Linked DNA regions of Homo sapiens: all the other regions are linked to region 1. Evidence: chromatin contacts called from ENCODE Hi-C or POLR2A ChIA-PET data. All regions are on one chromosome and are shown on one strand. Each heading gives the region's core, a stretch centred on a gene start or an enhancer-like site at or near the end of the contact. The rest is flanking DNA. Distances are from core to core; before and after follow the strand shown. Region 1 holds the start of TOGARAM1 (TOG array regulator of axonemal microtubules 1). Region 2 holds the start of BRMS1L (BRMS1 like transcriptional repressor). Region 3 holds the start of FRMD6 (FERM domain containing 6). Region 4 holds the start of DMAC2L (distal membrane arm assembly component 2 like).

Region 1 (3,501 bases), core at 1-2,500:
TTCAAATGATAACTTAGACTTTTCGCACGAGTCATTCAAAAGTAATAGTATTATTCCTTCAAAAAAAAAAAATATCTCTTCCACACTCCAAAGCATTCAGGCTCACACTAGACACTCCAGCTCTTCCACTGTGTCCGTTTAAGTATCACTTATGAGGAGAAAATGCACACAAAATTCTCAGTTCGCCTAAAATAAATAAATGTCTACTATCATTCCTAAATCCACAAGGCAGAATTCTCTTAGAACCATGATGCCAAGAACTTCCACCGCAAGTGAAATTGTCTTCGCAATCTCTGTCTCTAGGAGACTGAAAGGCTGCAGAGACGCTTGAGGATCCTGCAGGGAGGCTAGGGCGGCAGACGGAGGGGGCGGAGGTTAGGGGAGAGTCCCACAGAGGAACTGCATTAGAAGGAAAGATTTTGATAACGTCTAAGGGAGAGGCGGTTAGCTACAGGGGGAAAAAAACAGACCTATTTCCATATTATGTACGTTGTAAAGAAAACGCAAAGTGATGAGGGTAAGGAAACGTTGCCAAAAACAAACAAACAAAAACAAAAAAAAATTAACCCTCTGCGGCCGGAGGGTTAAGAGAAGTCGACAAAAGGAGAAGGGGGAGGCGAATAAAGGCCCCAAAGACCAGGAATTGAAAAAAAATACCCGATTTGTGAGCTTGGCCGTGGTCCAGATCTTCTGTCCTGATAAGCAGATGGCAAGAGGAAAGGATCGCAGTTACTCAGGGTGGTAGAGAGTAACGCGTTTACAAGGGTGACGAGCCCTGCACAAGAAGATGTCGCCTCTCTTTCCACCTGCTCCGCTCAGTCCTTTGCCTCTTACTCTAGCACCAGTGGCATTCGGGCAAAACACTGCCAAAGCCTGCACCGCTGGAGGACAGCAAAAGGAAAATACCTGAGTCTCAGTAATCACACGGGCAGCGACAGGAGGAGGAACCGCGGACAACTGGAGCCTGGGCTGGATCCTCACTAGCTCCGGTCAAACCCTAACTCTTACGGGTGGGGCGGGCAACTTCCGCCCAGAGCAAGGAAAGCGTCACATCCGTCAAATGGCTTCACCCCTCCTCCCTTCTCCGCTGTAGCTGCGTTTACAACGTTCTGACTTCCTCTTCCAGGAGACTTTGGCCTAGTCTCAACACCTGACGTGGACTACATAACCCAGCATTCATCACGGCAAGTGGATTTCCGGGTCAAGAGGTCCGCGCTGGGTACATCACCATGGAAGCAATCGGTTTGGTCACGTGGTGCCCTTGGTTACGCCCGGTGGCAGCTGTGGGGTCTAGGGCTCAGACGGGGGCCATTTTGCCAGAGGCTGCCTCCCGGAGTTGGGGGCGGCCTGGCGGCAGGCTGAAGCTGTTCTTTTGCCTCTTCTGCAGCTTGGGGCTTGGAGAGGATCTGGAAGTCTGGGCTCCATCGAGCCCTTTGGAGACGGCAATGGTTTCTTCCAACCACCACCACCTGACAACCCTGCATGGCGGCTGCCCCCTCCGCGCTGCTTCTGCTGCCGCCCTTTCCAGTCCTCTCTACCTATCGGCTCCAGAGCCGCAGTCGTCCTTCCGCCCCAGAGACCGATGATAGTCGAGTTGGGGGCATTATGAGAGGAGAGAAAAACTACTACTTCCGTGGAGCTGCGGGGGACCACGGTTCCTGCCCCACTACAACTTCGCCTCTGGCCTCGGCCCTCTTGATGCCCTCGGAGGCAGTCTCAAGCAGCTGGTCTGAGTCTGGAGGCGGTTTGTCAGGGGGAGATGAAGAGGACACTCGGCTCCTTCAACTCCTCCGCACTGCCCGGGATCCTTCTGAGGCCTTCCAGGCTTTGCAAGCTGCTTTGCCGCGGCGGGGCGGTCGACTTGGCTTCCCCCGACGCAAGGAAGCTTTGTATCGGGCACTGGGCCGAGTGCTTGTGGAAGGAGGTAGTGATGAGAAGCGGCTCTGCTTGCAACTTCTCTCGGACGTTCTCCGGGGTCAGGGGGAGGCAGGCCAGCTTGAAGAGGCCTTTAGCTTAGCACTTTTGCCTCAACTAGTTGTCTCGTTACGGGAAGAGAATCCAGCCCTGCGGAAAGATGCGCTGCAGATCCTTCATATATGTCTGAAACGTAGTCCTGGAGAGGTGCTGAGAACGCTTATACAACAAGGACTGGAAAGTACCGATGCCCGACTTAGAGCTTCCACAGCACTACTGCTTCCCATCTTGCTTACTACTGAGGACTTGTTGCTTGGTCTGGATCTCACCGAGGTGATAATATCCCTAGCCCGAAAGCTTGGTGATCAGGAGACAGAAGAAGAATCTGAGACAGCTTTCTCCGCACTTCAACAAATTGGGGAGCGACTTGGCCAAGACAGGTTTCAATCTTACATTTCTCGTCTGCCCTCTGCCCTGAGGAGACACTACAATCGCCGCCTGGAGTCCCAGTTTGGAAGTCAGGTTCCTTATTATTTGGAACTTGAAGCCTCTGGATTTCCTGAAGATCCCCTTCCCTGTGCAGTGACTCTTTCCAACAGCAATCTTAAATTTGGGATTATTCCTCAGGAGCTGCATTCACGATTATTGGATCAGGAAGACTATAAGAACCGGACCCAGGCCGTCGAAGAACTAAAGCAGGTGCTGGGAAAATTTAACCCTAGTTCTACTCCTCATTCTAGTCTTGTTGGCTTCATTAGTTTGCTATATAATTTGTTAGACGATTCTAACTTCAAAGTGGTGCATGGCACACTTGAAGTCCTGCATTTACTGGTTATTCGCCTTGGAGAGCAGGTACAGCAGTTCTTGGGACCAGTTATAGCAGCTTCTGTCAAAGTGCTGGCGGACAACAAGTTGGTGATCAAACAAGAATACATGAAAATCTTCCTCAAGCTAATGAAGGAAGTAGGACCTCAGCAGGTGCTTTGTTTACTCCTGGAACATCTCAAACATAAGCATTCCAGAGTGAGAGAGGAGGTGGTGAACATTTGCATCTGCTCCCTGCTGACCTATCCTAGTGAGGATTTTGACTTGCCCAAACTGTCCTTTGATCTTGCCCCAGCTCTTGTAGATAGCAAACGCAGGGTACGCCAAGCAGCTTTAGAAGCTTTTGCCGTATTGGCATCATCAATGGGCTCAGGTAAAACCAGCATCCTTTTTAAAGCTGTGGATACAGTTGAACTGCAAGATAATGGAGATGGAGTGATGAATGCTGTGCAGGCCAGATTGGCTAGGAAAACCTTACCAAGGCTCACAGAGCAGGGATTTGTGGAATATGCAGTACTGATGCCATCTTCTGCCGGGGGTAGGTCAAACCATTTGGCACATGGAGCAGATACGGACTGGCTTTTGGCTGGTAACAGAACTCAGAGTGCACACTGTCACTGTGGTGACCACGTGAGGGATAGCATGCACATTTATGGATCTTACAGCCCAACTATCTGTACCCGAAGGGTATTAAGTGCAGGAAAAGGAAAAAATAAATTACCATGGGAAAATGAGCAACCTGGAATCATGGGAGAAAACCAG
Region 2 (3,501 bases), core at 368-2,867, 9.1 Mb before region 1:
GCGGGGGCTGACCCCCACCTCCCTCCCGGACGGGGTGGCTGCCGGGCGGAGACGCTCTTCACTTCCCAGACGGGGTGGCTGCCGGACGGAGGGGCTCCTCACTTCTCAGACGGGGCGGCTGCCGGGCGGAGGGGCTCCTCACTTCTCAGACGGGGCGGTTGCCGGGCAGAGGGTCTCCTCACTTCTCAGACGGGGTGGCCGGGCAGAGACGCTCCTCACCTCCCAGACGGGGTCGCGGCTGGGCAGAGGCGCTCCTCACATCCCAGACGGGGCGGCGGGGCAGAGGTGCTCCCCACATCCCAGACGATGGGCTGCCAGGCAGAGACGCTCCTCACTTCCTAGATGGGATGGCGGCCGGGCAGAGACGCTCCTCACTTTCCAGACTGGGCAGCCAGGTAGAGGGGCTCCTCACATCCCAGACGATGGGCGGCCAGGCAGAGACGCTCCTCACTTCCCAGACGGGGTGGCGGCCGGGCAGAGGCTGCAATCTCGGCTCTTTGGGAGGCCAAGGCAGGCGGCTGGGAGGTGGTTGTAGCGAGCCGAGATCACGCCACTGCACTCCAGCCTGGGCACCATTGAGCACTGAGTGAACGAGACTCCGTCTGCAATCCCGGCACCTCGGGAGGTCGGGGCTGGCGGATCATTCGCGGTTAGGAGCTGGAGACCAGCCCGGCCAACACAGCGAAACCGTCTCCACCAAAAAAATACGAAAACCAGTCAGGCGTGGCGGCACGCGCCTGCAATCGCAGGCACTCGGCAGGCTGAGGCAGGAGAATCAGGCAGGGAGGTTGCAGTGAGCCGAGATGGCAGCAGTACAGTCCAGCTTCGGCTCGGCATCAGTGGGAGACCGTGGAAAGAGAGGGAGAGGGAGACCGTGGAGAGGGCGAGGGCGAGGGCGAGGGCGAGGGAGAGGGAGAGGGAGCTATGTACCCTTTTTTTGAGAAAGTACATCTGGTTAAGTATGTATTTTTCATTGAAAACTAAAGTTAAATCAGGACTGATGGCATTTTCCGACTGCATTTGGTAAAAAATAAATGCCAAAAATATTAGATTGAAAATGCCAAGATAAAACTTCCTTACCTTCTGTATTGTAAAAGTTTCAAGAATAATTTAAAGATTTTTGCACAACACAGAAAGTGCAAGTTATCGTCTATAGTTAATAATTAAATAAAACAGTTTATTAATGGTAGGTAATAAAGGTGCTTAGTAAAACAGATGGTTCTCCAGTTCCCCAGGCTCAATGAGCAGGCAAAGATCCTTTTAGGCAAAAGACATTTTCACATCTAACAGTAACATCTCTGATGGTCAGGCAGGTCAAACAATCACTTGGCGGGAAATAGATAAATACAGACTAAATTCGCACAATCTGTTTCTGTTTAGTTTATAAACTGCGATCCAGAGTGTCAGCTTTCGTGCCTTGTGGGACTTGAAGTCCAGAAGGAAGAAGTGATCAGGGCTGCCGAGGGATGGAAGCGTGCAGCCCCTGCAGGTCTGAGACCTACGAACTACAACTCCCGGCAAGCATCGGAAGGCCGCGTCGTAATTGCGGGCAACCAATCGTACCAGAGCAGGGCAAGCCCCCGCCCTCTGGCTCGGTGGAAGGCCTCCGCCAATGGCAGAGCTCCCATCGCAGAGCCTGCGGGTTAGGTTGTGAGGCCCGGGCCGGGGGCGGGGAGGAGCCAAGGGGGCGAGCAAGCTCGGTGGCTGGGTGGGTTGGGGCGTTCCGCGCGCCCTTCATTGAAGCGGCGGTGGCCGGGCTGGGCGCCGGTAGTGGAAAGCGACGGCGCGGCTGGAAAATGCCAGTCCATTCCCGAGGGGATAAGAAGGAGACCAACCATCACGATGAGATGGAGGTGGACTACGCCGAAAATGAGGGGAGCAGCTCCGAGGACGAGGACACTGAGAGCTCGTCGGTCTCCGAGGATGGAGATAGCTCAGGTGCGCGACCCACTGCTGGGACCCTGAGTCCCCGCGCCCAGCGCGCGACAGGCCGCTCTCCGCACGCCAGGCGGCTGCGTCCTGCTGGGAAAGCGGGGCGGGGACAGAGGGAAGGGGCGGAGACTGGCTCTGGGCCCTGGGCTGCACCCTGACCGGTCGCTGGGCGCTGTCTGGCTCCTGATGGGTCCCGGCGGCGGGGCGGGGCGGGCCTGGGCTTGTCCAGCTCCCAAACGCGGCGTGGTCCTGCCCCCGGTGGTGCTCTGGAGCGACCAGCCCAGGCGGACAACTTCCCGCAGCAGACAAACTGGAAATGCCTCCTCTCCCCAGCCCACCGACCTCTTTCCCTATTTTCACCTTTGCAACCCTCACTTCTCAGCGCAAGTGAGTTGCCGGGACAGAGGGTCGGCTTAGTAATTAACCTCAGTTTGCAAGTCAACTTGCCGGTCAGCACTTTTACATCAGTGTCTTTTCGGGGGCTAACTTGAGAGCGGTCCCGTTCAGTAGCTCCCTGAAGTTTGCAAGACTGAGAGGAAGGGACCAACATTCGGGCTCATTTTGGATCTTCATATGCTTATAAATTGGCTGAGTTTTGGCAGCGTTGAAAATTCTCCAAGTCTTTTCTTCCCTTCAGTTTTTTCTAACTTTGGGCTGTTTTAAATTATTTTGGGTGGGGGAGGAGGGCAGATTAACACTACAAATAAATTTTGCAAACTTTTAGGAATGGTTATTCTAAAGTGAAATGGAATTTGTGATTACCGGGATTATTTTCTTTCGATTCAAATGATGGAGATGAGACTGACTTCTTTGTCTTGGCCTGATTTTGGTCATGTAAAGGAAGCATTGATGATAGGTTGATGACAGCCTAGTATCACCCAGATGCCCTCTTTTCATGTTTCCCTTGCAAAGCAAATCTCCATGGAAGGATATAATTTCAATCAGTAAATCAGCCATCCAAAAATATTTATGAGTGACTTCTTTGTGCAGCACTGGACAGTACTCAATATGAGGGATAAATAGTTATTATCTGGGCTCACTTAAAAAGCTATCATAAGTCACCACTTGATTAAATTGCCAAATGAATGCTTAACTAAATGTTGCTGTAGGAATTCAGAGGCAGAGGAAATCGTTTCAATATTGGGTGGTCACAAAGCCTAGCTGAAGAAGGTGGGATTACCTTAATTATCTTGAAGAATGAGTAGAATTTGGTTTGGGGTGGTGGGTATCCCTGCAGGGAGAGGGATGTAAGAAAAAGTACAAGGGCCAGAGTTTGGGGCTTATTCAAAAGAGCGTGAAAACCTTGGGAGAAGGAGTTGAGCTCGGAAAAGAACAGGAAAGTATAGATGTGAGTGATTTCAAAGAAAGCACAAAACAGGATTGATGAATGCAAGTTTAGGATTGAAGGTAAGAGAAAAACCAAGATACAAGGAGAGTGGCGGTAGCATCAACAGAAATAGAAAAGTGAAAGATTTGAGATGAAGGTGAAAGAAAAGAGTATTTCAGACATGTTGCTTTTTTTTTTCTTTTCTCTCTTTGAGATGGAGTCTCGCTCTGTTGCCCAGGCTG
Region 3 (3,501 bases), core at 68-2,567, 6.7 Mb after region 1:
CACCGTTTTAGCCGGGATGGTCTCGATCTCCTGACCTCGTGATCCGCCCGCCTCGGCCTCCCAAAGTGCTGGGATTACAGGCGTGAGCCACCGCGGAGCAGGGCAGTTTTAAAGTTGACTTCTGAGAGCATCAGATTTTGGATAGTGTCCTTTCTCAGGTCCTGTTTCCTTGTCTCCTCATCCCATTTTAAAAGCCAGACACATAAACCCCGGCACTCCTTTAGCGAAGGGCTCAGTGAGGGCGTTTTTGCCACCCGTGGCCAGGGGTCATTGGGTCAGCAAAGTCAGAGGAAACCTAGAAAGGCAGAAGCCCAGGAGGTTGACGCCCTGCGGGTCTAGGGGCCAGGTGCTGGGTGTCTCTCCTTTCGTGTGCGGTTCCCAGCAGCAGGTCCTGGTGGGCGCAGACTGACCGGAGAGGTGTGGCTCGCCCCCTCCCCAGACCCCGAGGTGGCAATGAAACCTCCATCTCCTGGCTTGATTCCTTGTGCTATAAAAAATCTTCCACTGGCCCTTTGCATCTCTCGCCCTCCATCCCCCAAAGCCACTATCGGGAGGGGACAAAAATAATTTCTGAGGGGCCATGGGCACTAAAACCACAGCAGACAGAGGCTGTGTCTACCTGAGGAACTGGAGAGGTAGAATTAGAGGGGGAGGCTGGGCATCCTCGGCGGCGCCCCCTCCATCCAGCGTGAAACCCACGAGGCGCGGCGTCTCGAGTGGCGGGCGGGCAGGGGGCTGCAGGATTCACGAAGCCACCTCCGCCGGGGACCGCCTTCTCTCGGAGTGGCCTCCCCTCCGGCGTTCCGCTTTAGTAAGACGACACTCAGGCCAAACAGCCGCCCCCGGCCAGCCCGACTCGGCTCTGGAGGGAGCGCCCCGAGGGAGTCCAGCCGGAGGCGGAGAAGGCCACTCGGCCAGAAGGTGGGGAGCCGCCGGCGTCCCCTCGCACCTCCGTCTCCACAGCAGGGGGAAAGGCCCTGATCGCCGTGGTCCACACCACCGCGTCCACCTGAGGCTCGCCTCGCTTCCTGGGTCCCTAGAGGGGTGGCGTACTCCGCTTTCTCCTGCCCCCAAGTGGCCGCACCCCTCCGCGGGACGCTTGGTTGGGTCCAGGGCGGGGCGGGCGGGCGCTCCCCGTACTGCCGCGAGCTCAGCGCGCAGCTCCCGCGGCTCGGCTGCCGCCGCGGCCAGTTGGGGCGGGTCGGGGGCGGGGTCTCAGGGGGCGGGGATTCGGGGGGGCGGGTCGGGTCGGGAGGCGTGGGTGGGGGGCGGGGCGGACGCGGAGCGCCCCTCTGGCTGGCGGGGCCAAGGGGCTGAGAGGAGTGGGGCAGGCTCGGCGCCGGTAGGAAGAGTCAGAGGGGTGACCAGAGAGCCCAACGCCTGGTGCTCAAGACTTTCTCCGAGGTATGAACAAGAACCAGGCGTCTGGGCCCTTTCCGCTCGCCCCATCGCTCAGCCGCCGCGCCCCGGACGCCCGCTGTGCCCCCTGCCGGCGGGGCGGCGGCGGGACTGGGTTTCGGGAGGGTTTCTGGAAGTCGCGAGTCCCAGCGAAGGCAGTGCACCGCTCTCCGCCTCTTTCTTCGCCTTCTTCTCGCTCCCTTAGCTCTGGGTGTCGGGCACCGGTGGTAAGGTCGCTTCTCCGTGAGTCGGAGGTCGCTCACTCTGGGACGGGCGGACGAGGCCCTAGGGCAGCCGAGCCCGGCAGCGGGGGAGGCGTGGAGCTCGGGGCGGCTTCAGCGGCGGGGGCGGGAGGCTGGTCCTGGCTGCAGACTGCGCGCCTGGGCTCCGTGCGCGGTCCCTGGTTCTCTGCATCGCGGAGGTCCCCGGATCACAGGGCTCCCTGGCGGGCCCCGGCACCCAGGTCTGTGTCGCTGTGGCTGGGCGCCGGGACTAGCACCCGAGTCCCGCGCTCCCGGGGGCTGCGCCGTGCCGCCTGTTGTGCGCGCGCAGAGGCCGGACAGCCCGGCTGCGGGAAGGGACCCGAGCGCAGGGTCTGCCCCGCGTCCCGGAAAGTGCCTAGTCTGCGGAGCCGGAGGTTGAGCTGGGGCAGATCGGCGCCAGACGGGGGCCTGGGTGAGATACGAGTTGGGGGTGCGGCCTGCAGAATTTGGGTTTCTGGAGGAGCTTACGGCGCGCTGGCGGAGCCCCAGGCGAACAGGAGCACCGGATTCGGCTCCGGGAGGGCCAGGCACTGTCAGGTATGGACAGCTGCGGTCCACCCGTGTAAGTGTAAAGTCTACAGAGATTAAAACAACACCTCGAGTCCTGGGACAGCATAACCTAATGGTGCGGGCGTTTTCTTAAAGGCACGAATAGATGGGAAAATGTCAAAATAAGCATATTTTAAAGTTGAAAGCTGGCAGATTTTCAGGCCGTGTAGTTGTGTAGCTAGTGTCCAAAGAAATATTAGCTCGTTTTCCCCCTTAACACCTTTTCATTTTTATTTTTTTACGCAAAATCTGTTTTGCCAGTATTTCCCTCAGGAGCTGTGCATTGCTCACAGCAGGGAAGGAAAACTTCAGCAAGCGTTCTCAGGTTGCTTCTGACTTCCAGCCTGTGCTCTCCAGCATTTCTGAATGTGGAGAAAAAGTATCTCTTGCTGGATTTTCCGAGTATGATTCCCTTCTGTTCTTCTCTGGGACCGGGCAATGTTTGTTTATGGGTTTTATAAGCATCTATTTAAATTTAGTTTTTGCACGAAATACTCCCTCTTGCCACAGGGTGTAGTTTGGGGTTTAGAAAATGCTGTTGGAGAAAGCTGCTAGTGGCTTCATTTTCCAAGAATGTAAGTCATTTCCTTTCTGTGATTTCAGGGAGTTGATATTTCACAGCATCAAAACTTTGTGGGGAAAATTTTCCGTAATACATCTGTCATTAAAAAGGCTTGTGACTTTTGGGTTTCCTTCTTAGAGCAGTGCATGAATTTAGGTTCAGCAGTGTTAAAGGATGAGAAATTTTTTTTTAGAATTTAGAGCATTATGAGACTATTGTAGAAATTTTAACTACCAGGACCTACAGGATGGAGAGTGGGGGAGGGGAGAAGACCAGAAGAGAGGCAGGAAAACAGATGCCTTTGCTGATGTCCTTTGTAGTATAAAACTTAACAGCACCACAGCACCTAATCATTTTCTCAGGTGTGGCTTTGAGAAATAAACGTTTTATGTTAAAAATGAAAATACTTCACAATATGAGACAGCTGGCATTTGAATACTTTTCCCAGTATGTTTGTAAACATTTTGGATTCATATTTCATATTAAAATGGACATTTAGTAGGATTATTAGATGAAAAGGGTCCCCCAGGGGATATCTAATATCAAATTATCTGCAGGACATCTTCTCCAGAAAGCAGACTGACTGTAATATGAACTAATTTTCCCCCCTTTGAGTTGCTTGCAAGAATCTCTGAGATCTGACACTGATGGGCTACAGTAATCAGCAGTTCTTGCAGTACTCAAGACATTTTAAGGGGCAGGAAATCTTTCCTATTTCCAGTATCTCCT
Region 4 (3,501 bases), core at 705-3,204, 5.4 Mb after region 1:
TGTACTATTTTTGCAATTTCCAATGGATCTATAATTACTTCAAAATAAAAGTATAGGCCAGGCACGGTGGCTCACACCTGTAATCTCAGCACTTTGGGTGGCTGAAGAGGGAGGTTCACTTGAGGCCAGGGGTTCGAGACCACCCTGGGCAACGTCTCTACAAAAAAATAGGAAAATAATTAGCTGCCTGTGGTCCCAGCTCCTGGAGGACAGGAAGCATTGGGGAGGGGGGCTGAGGAGGGAGGATCGCTTGAGCCCAGGAGGGTGGAGGCTGCAGTGAGCTATGATTGTGCCACTGCACTCCAGCCTTGGCAACACAGTGAGACCCTGACTCCAAAAATTTTTTAAAAAAACATTTTAAGTATAAACAAAACTTTCACTAGCCCTACTTTTCTTTCCTTAAGAAAAGCTTCCCAAAAGAACTGTCCACATGCCCCATAACAAATCACAATCGCTATTACTGGTATCCCACTCTACTCCCCCTATCCACCAACACGCAGCAGCCAGAGTCAACTTTTAGAACATCAACATTTAATTATTAGCCTCTTCTTTTTTTCTTTTCTTTTCTTTTTTTTTTTTTTTTTTTTTTTGCGAGACAGAGTCTTGCTCTGTCGCCCAGGCTGGAGTGCAATGGTGCGATCTCAGCTTACTGCAATCTCCGCCTCCCAGGTTCAAGCGATTCTCCTAAGGCTCCGGAGTAGTTGGGATTACAGGCGCCCACCACCACGCCAGGCTAATTTTTTTGTATTTTTAGTAGAGACGGGGTTTCACCATGTTGGTTAGGCTGGTCTCCAACTTCTGACCTCAGGCGATCCGCCCGCCTCGGCCTCCTAAAGCGTAGCCTCTTCTTAAAACCCTTTTAAATAGCTTCCCGTGGCTCTTAGAATAAAAGTCAACGTGTGGTTAAAATAAACTAAAAACCTTGCTGTGATGTAGTCCTTCTGGGTCATTCCACACCATATGTCTTCCACTAAACTTCAGTCACACTCATATGGCCCACCTTCTAGTCGTCAAAATAGCCAAAACCTCTCCAAGCCTTACAGCCTTCACACAAACTGTTTCTTCTACAGAGGACAGAGAAAGACAATGGTTTCGAATGTGACGTCCAAACTATAAATCACAGGACACTGAATTCTGCGGGCTTTCATTAGCATAAGAGCTGCCTCCGACGGGGGCAACACTATGCGGGGTGTGCCAGGAACTGATTTAAGACTGTATTCAGATCTTCCAAGCAACGCCAAAGACTCCAGCTTATAAAGAGCATATTTGATTGCTTATACTGTGTGCTAGGTCCTTTTATCCTTCAAATGACCACCTACAGGAGAGACTAAGGTCCAATTCACAACTGAGCCTTTAAGGAGGTTAAGTAACTAGCCCAGAGTTCAACAGAAAGTGGACGGGTTGTTCAAAGCCAGAGCTACTCCCGACCTCTACTCTATACACTGCCTTTCCTCCGGCCCGTAAATACAACGAATGAACCTGCAGGTTGGTAGCTCCTGGGATCCGAGGTTGGAGTGCCACAGGACCCCAACCTGCTCTCACCCCGGGACAGGGAAATACGAACAGGGGCACAGGTCCACCACCAGGTGCCTCCGCGAGGGGCAGCAGCGCAGGCGGCGGGGAGGACCAGCGGCCACTCACCTGGTGCTGGCGCTGCGGCTACCTCCACACAGCGGTCTTGGCCTCCCAGACGCGAACCCGCACGCCCCAGGGGAGCCACCGGCGAAAAGCCCGCGGGCCCGTCCGCAGGCACCAACCAAATAACGCAGCGCTGGCACCATCCCCTACGCACGCTCCCCTCCCTCAGCGCTCAGAAGAAGCCACTTGACCCTCCACGGCCGAGGACCCGCGCTCTTTAGCCCCGCCCCTCACGCGGGGGCCAATGAAGTGGCGCGCCTTCGCCCCATGTGGGAGAGGCTGCGGTGGCCAATAGGCGCGCGCGTCGGAGGGCGAAGGGCCGGCCAGGGTGCCGCAGACGCGGGGACGCTGGCTCGCTCCCTCCCTCCCTCCCTCCGACGCTGTGAGTAGAGAAGCTAGGCCCCGAGCCGGGCGGGACTAGGGTGGTGGTTGTGTTCTGCCCTCGCCCGTCGCCAACGCTGGGCTGACTGAAAACCTGGCCCTTTGGGTCGCGCGTCTTCGACCTTCACCGCCATGCGGACATGGGGCCGTGGGAGAAACTCTGGGCGGGATTACGGTGAAAATTCTTGTTTGGGCGGGCCCTGCGGCTTCTTTCTTCCGGCTCGCCCTCGGCCCCGCCCCCGCCCCGCCCCCGCTCCAGCTCCAGCCGGGTCCTCGCTCGGCCCCGCACGCGGCCCGCGGTAGACGGAGGGCCTGGGCACCCACCGTCTCCATCCCGGCCCCAGCCCAGTCGAGCGTCCACTAGAAGGGCGCTCCCTGTCCGGCCCTAATCCTCGCTCCTCACGGAGGCTCTTTGTCACAGCGAAGACTGACAGCCCGCAGTCTTCTGGACTTCTTTTATGGGGCTCCTGGCGGTGCTATTCATTCAGTCATTGATTCGTCTTGTAAATATGGAGCGCCTGCTCTGTACTCGACCCGGCACTGGGTACCGGAAGAACCAGACAGCTCGGTTTTTGCCACCATTTATAAGTCTGTGTCCTTTTCTTGAGTACTGAACCGAGATACAGTTTTAAATGTGCTGTGCGGTCTCTGAGCAGCGACTCACCTGTGCAGGTCACTTCACCTGATTCCCTTTATGTAAAAATGAGGGCGATGGGCTGTGTAATCTCTAAAGGACCTTCTAACTCTTTAAAATTGTCACTGTGCCGGTGTTGCTAACACTCATTCTGTATGCTTGATGGCAGTTTTTAATTTTTAGGGTTAGGACAGCTGAACATAACAAATAGAATTATACAGATTTATTACCAGAAGGACTTCGTGTGCCTCTAAGAATCTTGGTTCCAGTCTTTGGTCAGGTAGCTCCAGGAAATCACTTCACCTCTTTGCCTCAGACCCTCCTCAGTGAACTAGGAATGATAGCAGTGTCTCCCTAGTCTTAGGGCCGTTGAGCGGATTACACGAGATAAGGTCAGCAGGTGTTTAGCACAGTGAAGCATTTGCTACGTGATGACATTTATTATGGTTAAAGGGTTTTACCACCAGAACAGTGGTACATAGTTTGCTTTATTTGTTAAAACAATGTAGAATATTGCCTGCTTGTTCCATCACAGATGAAAAAAAGAGATGGTTATTCAACTTTGTGAGGTAATTGTGGATTTCCATGCAATTGTAAGAATAGAGATTCTGTGTACCCTTTACCCAGTCTTCCCAGTGGTAGCATCTTGCAAAACTAGTACCATATCACAACCAGGTAATTGACATTCACACAATCCATTGATCTCATTCAGATTCCTCATTTTGTATTAGTGTTCTCTGTGTATATTTAGTTCTATATGGTTATCAGGTGTGTAGATTCTTGTATCCACCACCACAGTCAAGGTACAGCCCAGGTCCATCACCACAAGGGTCCCTCCAGTTGCCCTT

What was found. Hi-C counts contacts between places; a loop is a spot of excess contacts on that map. ChIA-PET counts read pairs that join two places held with the same protein, here RNA polymerase II (POLR2A). Pooled maps may share reads with other maps.
Region 2: a loop to region 1 is called in a pooled map, with 7 times the contacts of the local background. The contact joins the promoter of BRMS1L here to the promoter of TOGARAM1 in region 1. A Hi-C loop is called at or near these places in 2 of 50 pooled maps.
Region 3: a map of naive thymus-derived CD4-positive, alpha-beta T cell shows a loop between it and region 1 (10-fold over the local background). The contact joins the promoter of FRMD6 here to the promoter of TOGARAM1 in region 1. A Hi-C loop is called at or near these places in 1 of 168 maps with a recorded cell type or tissue (naive thymus-derived CD4-positive, alpha-beta T cell) and 6 of 50 pooled maps. POLR2A ChIA-PET finds 5 or more read pairs at or near these places in 1 of 52 experiments (activated T-cell).
Region 4: a loop to region 1 is called in a map of CD8-positive, alpha-beta T cell, with 24 times the contacts of the local background. The contact joins the promoter of DMAC2L here to the promoter of TOGARAM1 in region 1. A Hi-C loop is called at or near these places in 1 of 168 maps with a recorded cell type or tissue (CD8-positive, alpha-beta T cell), 1 of 37 single-sample maps with no recorded cell type and 8 of 50 pooled maps. POLR2A ChIA-PET finds 5 or more read pairs at or near these places in 1 of 52 experiments (WTC11).

The regions. Positions count from the first base shown.
Region 1 is chr14:44,960,940-44,964,440 of GRCh38, forward strand. It overlaps TOGARAM1 (TOG array regulator of axonemal microtubules 1), which reads left to right and starts at 1,251. Exons shown (of 20, transcript NM_001308120.2): 1 at 1,251-3,501. The coding sequence starts at 1,483. KLHL28 (kelch like family member 28) reads right to left here and starts at 1,008. Exons shown (of 5, transcript NM_017658.5): 1 at 907-1,008. RefSeq lists enhancers at 75-164, 679-1,193, 735-1,544, 1,194-1,708.
Region 2 is chr14:35,824,721-35,828,221 of GRCh38, forward strand. It overlaps BRMS1L (BRMS1 like transcriptional repressor), which reads left to right and starts at 1,618. Exons shown (of 10, transcript NM_032352.4): 1 at 1,618-1,938. The coding sequence starts at 1,797. RefSeq lists silencers at 1,659-1,758, 2,009-2,178.
Region 3 is chr14:51,650,593-51,654,093 of GRCh38, forward strand. It overlaps FRMD6 (FERM domain containing 6), which reads left to right and starts at 1,318. Exons shown (of 14, transcript NM_001267046.2): 1 at 1,318-1,404. It overlaps FRMD6-AS1 (FRMD6 antisense RNA 1), which reads right to left and starts at 1,152. Exons shown (of 1, transcript NR_037676.1): 1 at 1-1,152. RefSeq lists an enhancer at 321-939 and silencers at 912-981, 1,112-1,561, 1,772-1,861, 1,872-1,931, 1,942-2,091.
Region 4 is chr14:50,310,370-50,313,870 of GRCh38, forward strand. It overlaps DMAC2L (distal membrane arm assembly component 2 like), which reads left to right and starts at 1,955. Exons shown (of 6, transcript NM_001382507.1): 1 at 1,955-2,020. L2HGDH (L-2-hydroxyglutarate dehydrogenase) reads right to left here and starts at 1,860. Exons shown (of 10, transcript NM_024884.3): 1 at 1,642-1,860. The coding sequence starts at 1,781. RefSeq lists silencers at 1,920-2,049, 2,110-2,339.